2 separate regions of the Homo sapiens genome follow, and region 1 is linked to region 2. The links are chromatin contacts, found by Hi-C or POLR2A ChIA-PET in ENCODE. All regions are on one chromosome and are shown on one strand. The core of a region is the stretch at or near the end of the contact, and the rest is flanking DNA. Distances in the headings are between cores, read along the strand shown.

Evidence for each region. A loop is a pair of places that touch in the nucleus more often than their neighbours do. ChIA-PET counts read pairs that join two places held with the same protein, here RNA polymerase II (POLR2A). Pooled maps may share reads with other maps.
Region 1: a loop to region 2 is called in a map of endothelial cell of hepatic sinusoid, with 5 times the contacts of the local background. The contact joins two enhancer-like sites. A Hi-C loop is called at or near these places in 8 of 168 maps with a recorded cell type or tissue (dorsolateral prefrontal cortex, endothelial cell of hepatic sinusoid, endothelial cell of umbilical vein and 3 more) and 5 of 50 pooled maps. POLR2A ChIA-PET finds 5 or more read pairs at or near these places in 4 of 52 experiments (H1, OCI-LY7, Panc1 and 1 more).

What each region holds. Positions count from the first base shown.
Region 1 is chr6:163,306,835-163,313,168 of GRCh38, forward strand. All of the region lies in intron 4 of PACRG (parkin coregulated), which reads left to right. It overlaps PACRG-AS1 (PACRG antisense RNA 1), which reads right to left. Exons shown (of 6, transcript NR_028390.1): 6 at 3,151-4,136. Among named protein-coding and RNA genes, the nearest start is that of PACRG-AS1, 14 kb to the right of the region's middle. RefSeq lists an enhancer at 2,441-3,640. Within about 2 kb of position 3,062, at least 3 of the 41 ENCODE cell types and tissues checked have a DNase peak (open chromatin) inside an H3K27ac peak, as active enhancers do.
Region 2 is chr6:163,256,514-163,262,588 of GRCh38, forward strand. The region is part of intron 4 of PACRG (parkin coregulated); the gene reads left to right. Among named protein-coding and RNA genes, the nearest start is that of PACRG-AS1, 65 kb to the right of the region's middle. Within about 2 kb of position 4,243, at least 5 of the 41 ENCODE cell types and tissues checked have a DNase peak (open chromatin) inside an H3K27ac peak, as active enhancers do.

The sequences.
Region 1 (6,334 bases), core at 1,812-4,311, 49 kb after region 2:
AAGTTACATTGTGATATTATAAAAAGTAATATTAGGTGAATAGAAACCAGAGAGCATCCAAAGTTCAGTCTTTATTCAGAGGCAGTAACTGAGATTCAGAGAAGTTAAATAACCTGCCCATAGTTAAATAGCTAGTGAGTTATTGAATAGTATAGCTACTAAGTTATTGAAAATTATATCTCAGGCTATTTGCCTTGAAGTCCAGTATTCTTTTCACTATATCAGTATGATCCCATTGTTAGTGTTGTACATTTCATAGATAAATGAATCTACTTTGCAGTTGGACAACGACAATTGTTTAGAAATTGTCATTGTCTATGTGAGGGAAATTTAGATATTGAATTGACTCTTAGGCCAAGATTCATGATCTCTTCAGGTGACCAATGGCCCCATTCAGAAGATGAAAACGTTTCCTCAAGCTTTTGGAAATATGATGGCTTAGTAACCTAGTGCTTTAGTGACCCAGCCTTCGGTGTCAAGAAGAGAGAAAGAGAACGAGACATCCAGCTGGGAATCGAGTGCTTACTTCAAAGCTTTTATCTTCAGAGGAAAGAAATCTTGTGAATTTCATTAATGTCAACAAGATCTGAGAAGATTTGAAGTGGGTAAGCCCTTGGGCATCTCTAGCGTGCCAGATGCCGTGGTTATTGTAAGTTTTGGTTGAAAAACCATTGCAACTTTGATTCACACACCCATGAACCAAGACTTTGGAAATATCCATTGTAAGGTTGTATTTAAGGGAATGTAGGGAACCTTCGGTTTCCAAGAGAACATGAAGTCAGCCAAGGAAGCAGTGGCTAAGCATGGCCCAGACACAGAAACACCCAGGATTCCAAATGGGGAAACACACATTATGGTTAAGGGGGAGAAAAGTTGAGTCCCCTCAAAGTTACATAGCAAAGCTAAAAAAATAGAGTGAAAGAAGCATTTCTTTAGGATTCTAAAAGCAGATAACTTCACGGCTTCTCCCCAAAAGGCTCTTCTCTTACTCATTGTTTAAAAAGAAAAAAAATGAATTTGGTCCTAGGTTTTCCCCTGCCTCTTTCTTTTCTTTCTCACTCCTTCACCTCCAGAAAAGACCAGATTGGAATTCATAGCTGTTTCCCTATAATTATCTAAACTTTACTGGAGAAAACTCTTATTCTAAAACAGGTAACACTATTTCTATATAGTAAATTCAGTCCAAGCTAACCCAAACAAACACATTTCTGGCAAAACAAATGGTGACAATTTAATCTAGGTATTGAAACTGTAAATATCTTAAAAGATAAAATATACCTGTAGCTTTCCTTTTCCCCTTTCTTAATTCATATTAAAAAAACTCAAAAGCAACCATTTCTAAATTCGCAAACATTATGAGTTATTGTTAATGACTTTTTTTAGCAATATGTTATCTGTTGAATAAATTTCTTTTGAAAATTTTTAGCTTTATTTCACTAAAATTGACATTTCTGCTTAAAAAACAAGGAGTAAATACAAACAAGGAGTTTCTGTTTTGGTCATCTCAATCTTTTAACTACTAAATCCAATAAACACAAAGGAAAAATTTGGCTGGGTGTGGTGGCTCACGCCTGTGATCCCAGCACTTTGGGAGGCCAAGGCGAGCGGATCACTTGAGGCCAGGAGTTCGAGACCAGCCTGGTCAACATGGCAAAACTCTGTCTCTACTAAAAATACAAAAATTAGCTGGGCATCGTGATGCACACCTGTAATCCCAGCTACTCAGGAGGCTGAGGCAGGAGAATCGTTTGAACCTGGGAGGCAGAGGCTGTAGTGAGCCAAGGTTGCACCACTACACTTCAGCTTGGACCACAGAGTGAGGCTCCGTCTCAAAAAAAAAAAAAAGGAAAATTTATTCAGAATCATCCAACAGAGAATCTGTGATGGCTTAGTGTCGTCAAGAAACATGATAATAATAAATGCAGTGAGTTCCACCTGCACAAACCTGCCAAGACCTGAGCCAGGCCGCCAGGGCTCGCTTTCTCTCTCACCACAGCGGATGACATCACTGCAACCCAATCAGAAGAAAGCCAGCTTTAGCTGTGACTGATGACGTCAAAGGTTACAGGTCTTAATAGGTGAAAATCCTTTTACTTGGGCCTTAAAGCTCTTGAAATTTTTTAGTTCAGCATTTGAGAATCAAAAATATGCCTTTTCTGGTCCAGAAAGAAACTATTTGATTTCTTCTGTCAGCATTTTTTTTTTAAATTCCACTCAGTGTTGCTTCAGCGAGATTACCTGGCCCCAGTGGGGAACACATGGCAAGGCGATTTCTGCAGTCGGCTTGATTCCGACAAATGCTGGGTACGGAAAGAGCTTGGATCTGGCCTGAGTTCACTCAAGCGCCATGTGTGCAAAGTGGCTACGCCTGGCAGCAAATGCTCCACATGCCAACGGCCAGAGCACAGCCCTAGACCGATGGCGGTGCGGCTGAACCACGAGGCCTCCGCAGCTATTTATTTCAGAGCCTTGGTTTTATGGCTGTCATTCAGCCTTGGGTGCGTGGAGAGAGTCAGTCTGCCTGAGTCAATGTCTCATGCTCTCTGCGGCTAAGGTGAATGTTGTTCTATCAGTATAATCGTCATGTATTTGTCTGAGATAGTTGCTAATTTCTACAGTCAGTTCTACAGTCTAGCTATTGTGTACCTAGGAAGTAACACAAACCATTGTTGTTACTGAGCCTGGCAAGTTGCATCATAAAATTCAAGCTTCCGAAAGCAGGTATTTAGTGTGAAGAAAGACTGGTAATGATAGTTTTATCATCATCTCAGTCACCTCTTAACCATTTCCTGATTCACTCAGGTGGTTTTTAATGGAGTTTCCCAAGTTAGTGTTTCCTGGGAGAATGTTTGGTTCGTTGCCTTCTAACAGCCTCCAGCTCTTCAGGCATCTCAGGCAGGAGAGCGTGTTGGGGCCGGGACTCTCCTCCCGTGGACCTGACAACTCTGCCTTCCCCGGTGTGGTCTCGCTGTTCCCTTTGAGAGTGCGATGCTGCCGCTTCAGCCAGGACGTTCTCAAAATTAGCAGAAGGGCTTCCTTCCTGAAATCGTGCCTATTTAGGATTTTCTTAGTCATTACGAAAAAGTATAGATAGAGTTCATAAATGACTTCATCTATTCGGTATCAAATGAACAACACTTCAGGCATGTTGAATGAGCAATCTAAAGGAAACATTTATTTGTTTAATTTTTCCAGTGCCTTCAATAAGGCTTTCATTTCCAAATAACTCCTTTGTGTATTGCTGTTCATACAATGGCTATATATTTACCATTTAACAGTATTGCCCCAAAGCGTAAGAGTGAGAAAAATCCAAATTTGAATTAAATTCTCCCTGAGCCTCGCAGTGGCCGTCACACGTTCCCCTCCTGCTTTTCGCGTCTCTAGGATCTCCGAGTGTCTTGACTACAACAAACCGTTCAGAGTTCTCAAGACGCAGGGCTCGGTGGCAAGCAAAGCGCCACGGGGGACACACAGCGCGTGGAGGCTCTGGAAGCAGTGGGGTGCGTGGGCCCAGACATACTTCCATGGAGGAGAAAGTGACCACTGTATGCTACAGGAAGCGTGGCTAATTAGGCTTCCTCAGCTGGATGGCAAGCTCCCGGGGGTCTTTTTTGTCTCGCATTGCCCTATAGCGCGGAGTAGATGCTTAGTCTACAGGGAGGACAGCCTGTGAAACAGCTGCAGCTGCTGCCACGACCCACGGCGTTCTGCAGGACGGAGGAGCAACGCGTCAGCACACGTCCCGGGAGTGACGTGGGAAGACCTCGCTCTGGCCACCAAACCGTCCTTCCTTTCTGTCTTTGCTTCCTTCACCTTCGATTTTTTCCTTTCTCCTGTAATAGTCATAACTAAAGAACGTAGAAGAAAGAATGAAGTTTGCACACAGTCTAGAATTGAAATGGAGAATACATCATCAGAATCCTAGGTCATCCAAGCCTCTTGCTGGTCCGTGTCCACGGAGTGGCAGATATCTTTGTGAAATGTAAATGTGTCAGGTGCAGCTCCCCATTGCGGTGGCCCTCGGTGACAAGATATACGGCTGTCCCTTCACAGCCCCAAGCTGAGTTCACGCAGCCCGGAGGATGCTATCGCTGGACAAGAGACCAGAGACCGGGATAGACACGTGCGTCCTAGTTCTGAACAAAATGGTATCCGGAAAGAGAAAGCATCCCATGGGGACAGTTTAAGGAGGTTTAGATAGAAAAATGAGTGTGCATATTATTCATGCTTAAACTGCTTACATCATCAAAAACACCAATATTCAGAGGAATAAATGCACTTAAAATAATTCTTAACCAAGAACAACTTTGAGGCAGTAGGTCACATGCCTCCTGCATGGAGGGATCTCCAAGAACAGAAACTAAATCCCTCGTTCTCCTCTGCCTGCCTCTCATCTTTCCAGAAGCACCAGGTCTGGCTTAAACCATTGCTTTCATTCTATTTGTTTGATTATAAATAAAATATATCTTTTCCATCATCAATGTATATTTTCTAGCTCCCAGACATAAAATCCACTCCTTGCTTTCTAAATTGAAGTGTCATTTTCCTAATCAGAATTGACAATTGTAAATAACCATTTGGGTTTATTCGTTTTAATGTCCTATTCTCACAAACGTATTTTTCACGTGTCGCATGTATTTAAAATGGTGAGTTCAAACTTAATCATCTCAATTTCAGGCCCTCAAAAAACTGTCAATGTAGCAGGTTTGAAATGGAGACCTCATGATTCACCTGCTTCTCAACATAGTTAGACCCCAAACCGTGCAGGGTCATTGTTTCAGCATGAAAAGTAAAGGAGGTGTTCCTTTTTTGGTCTTTTTTCTACCCCAATGATACGCATTCTGCAACCACAAATATTCCAACTCCAACTCACTTTTTGAATAAGCAACTCCTATTGTGTTTTGTTCTTTTATCATTTGAGGTTATACACTGTGGAAAAACAAAAAAAGCTACATAGTTTACTTACTCCTATGGTCAAATTTTTTTTAAAAGTAAGAACATGAGATAAAGTTCTGCTTGTCATTGCTGCCTTCTGGGGCAGTGGAAAAGCAGGTGCCTTAAGCTTTCCATTGTGTGCAGATCTTCCACGCCCTTTCCCTCCATCAGGAAAATATGTCTGTCTCCTGGTCTATTCAGCTCTTGACCTTCTGACTCATATGCCGACAAAAGGCACCATTTATGAGTGACTAATGTATGTATCTTTGTCCATAAGGAACTTGATCACAGCAGCCACAACTCAGCATCATCATCAACTATCTTTTCCGTGTGCCCTCCAGGGGTTTATGCAATGGGCTCTGTCCTATGCAAACAGGCCATGCCACCTTCTCCCTAGGTCCACCTCTTTCATGCCTAGGAGGAGTTTATCAGCTATAATTTGGGGAGAAGGGGCACACAAAGATGAGCCCAACTCTGAGGGGACATTTGTCCCTGCTTTGGTTGGAATCCTGGAAAGCTGAAGTTGTTTCTAAAAAGCACATTCTCTGCTGCTGACCTCCCCTGTCACGCAGGGTCCTCCCACCAGCACCTCTGTTCAAATCCCCTGTTGCTTTTCATCCTGCCCACCTTCTTCCTTAACATCTTTTCTTTACACCTGTAGCAAATGTCAACAACGCCTCCTCCCAACACGAGCTTCCTCCTCCTCTCTCAATCCAACTCAAAGTCCTTCGTGGAAGGCTCCCCACAAGCGGAGCCACCGGGCTTCATCTCCCCCGTGCAGCCATTCCTGCCTGCACCTTCTCACGCCTCCGAACACCATGTCAATCTTAAGAAATATAAACAGAAAAACCGGTGGACTTCAAATGCATATCCATTTACATGTTTGTTTTTACAAAGTGTATCGTTGTTTTCCTCAAAAACAATAGGGCAAGGACCCTTTTGTTTCAAAATCTTATCTCTTGTTTATCTGATATATTCTTTTTGTTTTGTTTGTTTGTTTTTGAGACAGGGTCTTACTCTTTGCCCAGGCTGGAGTGCAGTGGCGCGATCATGGCTCGTTGCAACCTCGACCACCTGGGCTCAAGTGATCCTCCCACCTCAGCCTCTCAAGTAGCTGAGATTATAGGTACATGCCACCACACCTAGCTAATTTTTTAATTTCTTTTATAGAGATGGGGTCTTGCTGTTGTTGCTCAGGCTGGTCTCAAACTCCTGGTCTCAAGCCATCCTCCCACATCAGCCTCCCAAAGTGCTGGTATTACAGGCATGAGTCACTGTATCCAGCATCTCTCTCTCTCTCTCTCTCTGTTCCTCTCTCTCATTCGTGTGTGTATATATATATACATATATATATATAACATTTTGAATATTTGGGATGATCAAACTTTAAATAAATTGA
Region 2 (6,075 bases), core at 2,993-5,492:
AAAGCCAGGTGGTTAGGGAAGGCCTTACCAAGAAGGGGACATTGACAAAGACCCCCAGGGATGATGGATCCGTGAGGAAAACGTTCCAGCCCACAGAAAGCACATGCAAAGGCCCCAAGAAGGGACACGTCGGTGCCTTGAAGGAGGCCAGTGCCCGAGTGAAGGCAAGAGTGGTAGGAGGTGACAGGGAAGGTGGCCGGCAGTTCATGTAGAGACTTCACTGTGAGGACACTGACGGTGACCCTGAGTGAGACGGGAGGTCCATGTCCTGGGGATGCTGTAACTAATGACCGCAACTTGGTGGCTTAAAGAAACAGACACTTATCCTCTCACAGTTGCAGAGGCCAAAAGTCCGAAATCAAGGTGTTGGCCATGTCGTTTCCTTCGAGAGGCTCTGAGGGAGACTAAAGGCAGGGGGAACCCTGGATCCTGGCAGTTGCAAGCGACCTTTGGTGTTCCTTGGCTCGTAGACACATCACTCCAATCTCTGCCGCCATCTTCACGTGGTCTTTTCTTGTCTGTGTCTCGGCGTCTCTGCCTATCTGTCTCTTATAAGGACACAAGTCATTGGATTTAGAGCCCATTCTAACTAAATCTAGGATGTTCTTATACCGAGATCCTTAATAACATCTGCAAAAACCCTATTTCTAAATAAGGGCACACTCACAGGTATGCAGGTTAGCAGTGGGGCGCATCTTTTGGGGAGACACAACTCAACCCCGTACATGTTGAGTTGAGAAGGTCTTTGAACACAACAGGGCAATGATCTGTGTTAAAGGGGGCATTCTGGGGGCTGTATGGATAGGGGTAAGGGGGTTCAGGCAGCAGCAGAGAGCCCAGTTAGGAAAGACTATACCAGTTATCCAGGTGAGAGGCGCAGTTGGTTGAACAAGTCAGTGGTGGTATAAGAAATAGTTCCATGAGACTAATTACGTAAGACACAGAAGGAGCCGTTATTCAGAAGGTGGATTCTGATCCCTTAGTCAGTTCCACTCATTTAAATTGTTATTTTTTTACAACTATCAAACTACGTTCATTGCTGTTTCTCTATGTTTTCAAATATCTCATAGAGTTAATCCTCTTCTTCCTTTTCTTAGTTGGATTATATAAATCTATTAATTTGCTTGAGACAATATTTTCCTTCTCCTTCAGGAATACTGTATATATGTAAGTGTATGAACAGATAGATTGATTGATGTCAACTTATTCAAGTCTTTTATTATCTTTTAAATATTTTTTAACTTCTTTATAGCTAGGACACATGCCTCAATAGATTTATTGCCAAGGGTCTCTTGTGGAAAAGGGGTTGATATTGTGGACAGGATTTATATTTTTATTACAACAACTGGTGCCAACTAATAATTAACAAGGCTATTAATTTTGGTATGCTTATTTTAGATCTAGTACTTTATTGAATCATTTTATTAAATATTATTATTTCCGCTGATTCCTCTGCACATTCTGGTTTTCCATTATATTAAGCACAAATAATTATCTTTTCTCTCTTCCCATTATTATACCTCTTTATTTTTTTATGTCTCATTGCATTAACTAGAGTTTTCAGAACACTATTAAGGAATCATTCTTGTTTCCATTTTTAAACAGAATTTACTTCATCTATCCATTAAGCACAATATGGGCTCTTATTTTCCACAACTTTTTATCATGGTAGAAAAAGTAGAATCTATTCCTAATATTTTAATATTTTTGGAACCTTATTAAGTGTTATCAGTTGTCTTTTAGACATGTCATTTATTTTAATTTAACCCATTAACATTGTATACCTTTTTAGTGTATGCTGTCATGTTGGATTTCTTGCATTGTGGAATATACCTTCCAGCAGACTCCTTTAGATGGGCTTAAAGCAAGATTTCAGGGTGTTAATTTTTGCATTTCTTTGCTTATTTTTATGATTAGGGATCTGCTTGATTTGGGTGACATCCTCATTAAAATCAATATTCTCGCCGGGCGCAGTGGCTCACGCCTATAATCCCAGCACTTTGGGAGGCCGAGACGAGCAGATCACGAGGTCAGGAGATCGAAACCATCCTGGCTAACACGGTGAAACCCTGTCTCTACTAAAAATACAAAAAATTAGCCGGCAATGGTGGCAGGCGCTTGTAGTCCCAGCTACTCGGGAGGCTGAGGCAGGAGAATGGCGTGAACCTGGGAGGCGGAGCTTGCAGTGAGCCGAGATGGCGCCACTGCACTCCAGCCTGGGTGACAGCGAGAATCCATCTCAAAAAAAAAAAAAAAATCAATAGTCTCATATTATAATGTTCGTAAGAACTATGACACCTTGGGAGAGGGTCTTGGAGAACTGGCTACCAACAATTTTTATTAACACTTCTGGCAAAAGCACTAGCTTTCGGTATCAACATCATTATGATAAAAATGTGTTTATGAAATGCCTCTAATAATCACTAATGCTTTGGTGTGGTTCCAAATAGTTCTTGTCCCCGAGGAACTAACAACACAAAGTTGTAGATTGTGTCAGATTTTGCAGTTCATAAATCGTCTCCACATCAATGGTCATGGGGCAGCATTATTAGACCCATTTTTACAAATGAGGAATCTGATACCTGACAAGAATAGGAATTTACATAAGGTCATTAAGCAACCAAGACAGGCACAGACAGAACTTGAACTCAGGAGTCCTGATCCCAACCCCGTGCTCCTTTCAACGTGCCACACTGACTCAACACCCAGCAACTAACAACATTCAGCAAAAGCATGAGAAGACATGATGTTCTATGCTAAGACTGGCTAATAACTGCTATGGGGAGAGATTGGAAAGGGTTCTTCTGGAATCCCCATGCTCCCCAATGCCACTTCCTAACAATTATCCCCATTCACCGTGTAGAACCCCATTGCTCCTTTAACATTCAGGCCAGTTAGTGGTATCGTCCTGTGTCCCTCTCACTTGTGTCACCTGCTGACCTCTTCAGCCACTGAACCATACTGATTCTAGCATCTGGCCCAGAAGCCTCCATCTCTGTCATCCGAGGTGACCTGGTGTCCATACGGAAGACAGCTCCGAATTCTTCCTTGACCTCTTCGGCTCCACTGGTCATTTGGGCATCACTTCAGCCATCCAGACCCACAGCCTCAGCCTCACTTTGGACCTCAGGAGGACCTCACCCCAAAATATTAAGCTCTGACATCCTTCACTCTGACTATAAGGTCTTAGCCTTCATCTCTCTACAGTACGCCTTCCCAGCTGTTCCCTCACCCAGGTCTTTCCCATGTTGCCCCATCTGTGGCCCCTTTCCTTGCCTTCTCCAGGCTGGGTCTCAGGGTTGATCGCTAGGACTATAGGAGACCTCCCATCCGCCCCGCTCCACCCCCAGAGGCTGAGGGATGAGGGGCGGGCAGTGGAGCTGATGGAGGAAGGAGAACAGGATTCTCTGAGGAGCTGCTTCAGGCTAAGGTCCGGTCCTCTGATGATGTGCTGGTTTCAGAGTTGGAAGAGGGTGTGTGCCTGTGTGTTCCTGATGTCCTGATGAGGGTGCCCCAGGACACACGAGGGCCATCCCGCCCCTCCAAGCCCCAGCCCCTGGCTTATCCTTGGTGCCTCCAGATCTCACTCCAACTCTCATCCCCCTTCCCTTCCCGATGTTTTCCCTGCAGCATCGTCCAGTCCCCAAGCACTTCCATGGAGCTCTGCTCACTGCCGTCTGGGCCACCAGCCAGCACCTCAGCAGCCCCTTCAGCGATCGCTGGCATGGGCTCTGCCTTGGTCTCTCCTGGTCTGACGCCAACCCGGCCGCTTCATTTCCTGCGAGGGGAGCTCTCTTCAGCTCCCACGTTGGTCCAAATTGGTTTGGTCTCTTCTAGACCTCAGAGCCCATACACAAAGAACAAAGGCCAGTTAGTCTCCCACTCTGCAATTATTCAAAGTTCGGGCTTTAAAACGCAGAGATTTTTCTGCTTCATCTACCCACAGCTCAGCAACTGTATTTCTACACCTATTGTTATTCTATTTCTGTTCCTAATTGCTATTGTAGAAAACCGTGCCTAGCTGAAGCTTCGGGAGTTGCCAATCCGTGGGCTCCCTTCAAATGTAAATGTGTTATGCAAATGTCTTCTGAGGCTGGGAGTGGGATCCTGTGGTCTTCCCTGGGTAGAGACAGGGAAAGAATACTGCTGGGATGGCTGAGAAACAGAAGACAATCCGCTGCCCTCGTTATTTAAACGCTCACTGTTCTGAGATGGTTTCCTGTCTCCAACTTCCTCTCCTGCTCTAGCAGCTGAATTTAAAATACTTGCTACAGAACACTGCTTCTTCTGGGCAGGGAACGCTGCTGCTTAACCCTTCCATGCTCGTTCCCTGTGGGGACACAGCGTGTTGGCCAGCTGCACCTCTCCCAGGGTCTCAGGACCATGTCTGTAAGGTAGATGCTATTCGAATCTAGGAACCTTTTTTTTTTAATATGGAAAATCACCTATCTAAATAATGCATTGTCATCGTTAGCAAAACCTTAAAGCATCAGTACTGGTGGAGACCTTGCCATTCCAAGCAGAGTTCGAATCCTTCCAAAAACAGCCACGACATCAATGCAAAAAAAATGTTGTTTTCCAGGAGTGCTAGTCCCATCGGGAGAGCTCCTTCCCTCCTCCCTCTGTCTTCCCGGCTCCCCATGTTCCTGAGCCCGGAGCTGATCTCCGCCTCTTCTGCCCTCAGCTTAGCTGCCTGTCATCATGCCAGGCAGGCACTGGATTTTCTTTTCTTTCTATTTTTTTAATTTTACTTTAAGTTCTGGGATACATGTGCAGACAGTGCAGGTTTGTTACATAGGTAGACATGTGCCATGGTGGTTTGCTGCACCTATCAACCCGTCATCTAGGTTTTAAACCCCGCATGCATTAGGTATTTATCCTAATGCTCTCCCTCCCCTTGCCCCCCACCCCCTGAGGTGCTGGATTTTCACTGTCCTGAGATTTTCACTCTCCCTCATACCCTCTTTGCTGGCCTCCCATTATCACCAGCAGCAATTTGGTCCAAAGAAAGTTCTCAGCTTCTGAATGAATGAGCCCTCAAACCCATGAGCTCCTTGACTCAGTGCTTATGCTGTGCTGAGCCAGGCACTCGCAGGACACTCGGCCCTGCTGGTCAGCCCTGCTGGCCGGGGGCTCCACATCTGTGGATTTGGCAAAATGCAGATCTGAAATACTTGGGGGGAAAATATGCCTGTACTGAACATATACAGAAATTTTTTCTTGTCATTGTTCCCTAAACAATAAAGTATAACAACTATTTACATAGCCTTACATTGTGTTAGATATGATAAGTAATATAGAGATGATTTAAAGGATACCAAAGGTTGTGCAGGGGTTATACGCAAATACTGCACCATTTAGTATCAGGGACTTGAGCATCTGTGGATTTTAGGATCACCCGGGGTCCTGGAACCAATCCCCCAGGAATACGGTGGGACAACTATATTAATTAATTAACCTTTTTTGCATTTATCAGTAGTTTCTGTGTTCAATATTGTCTATTGCTGCTATTTCCAAGATGTGGGGAAAAGGTGACCACAAATATATAGAAATGTATTCTGTGCATTCTAAAATAAATTCTAAACTATATGAAAGTAGAGGGCAAAGCAGAAAATGCTGGAAAAACGGCCCTGGCCCAAGACTTTGAGCTGTTTGTCTTTCGTTTTTCACACTGTCGTGTTACTCAGTAGTCCTGGCAGCTCTACTGTACCATTCTGAATTTCAGAGAAAGAAAGGGGAGCTAACTCTGCCCTGGAATATTATTTATGTTCTAAAGTGCTAAAAGTACTTTCAAGCGCAATTAGCTTATTTAAGAGGCAGAGATTATGTTGTTCTCTGCCTACCTCATCGGGTCACTGGGAGGATCACAGGCGGGGGAATATATATCTGTGTTTTGAGCACAGTAGGAAGAAAATCTTTGTGTAAATTCAGGTTGGCTTTATAATGATCCGGCAAGATTGGAATATCTGATCAAAGCGAATCACTCTGATCTACTCAGTTACAACATGATCTCTTTTTTTTTTTCAGATCTAATAATATATCACAAATTGACATGTGCTTGTGAGAATGATTTGT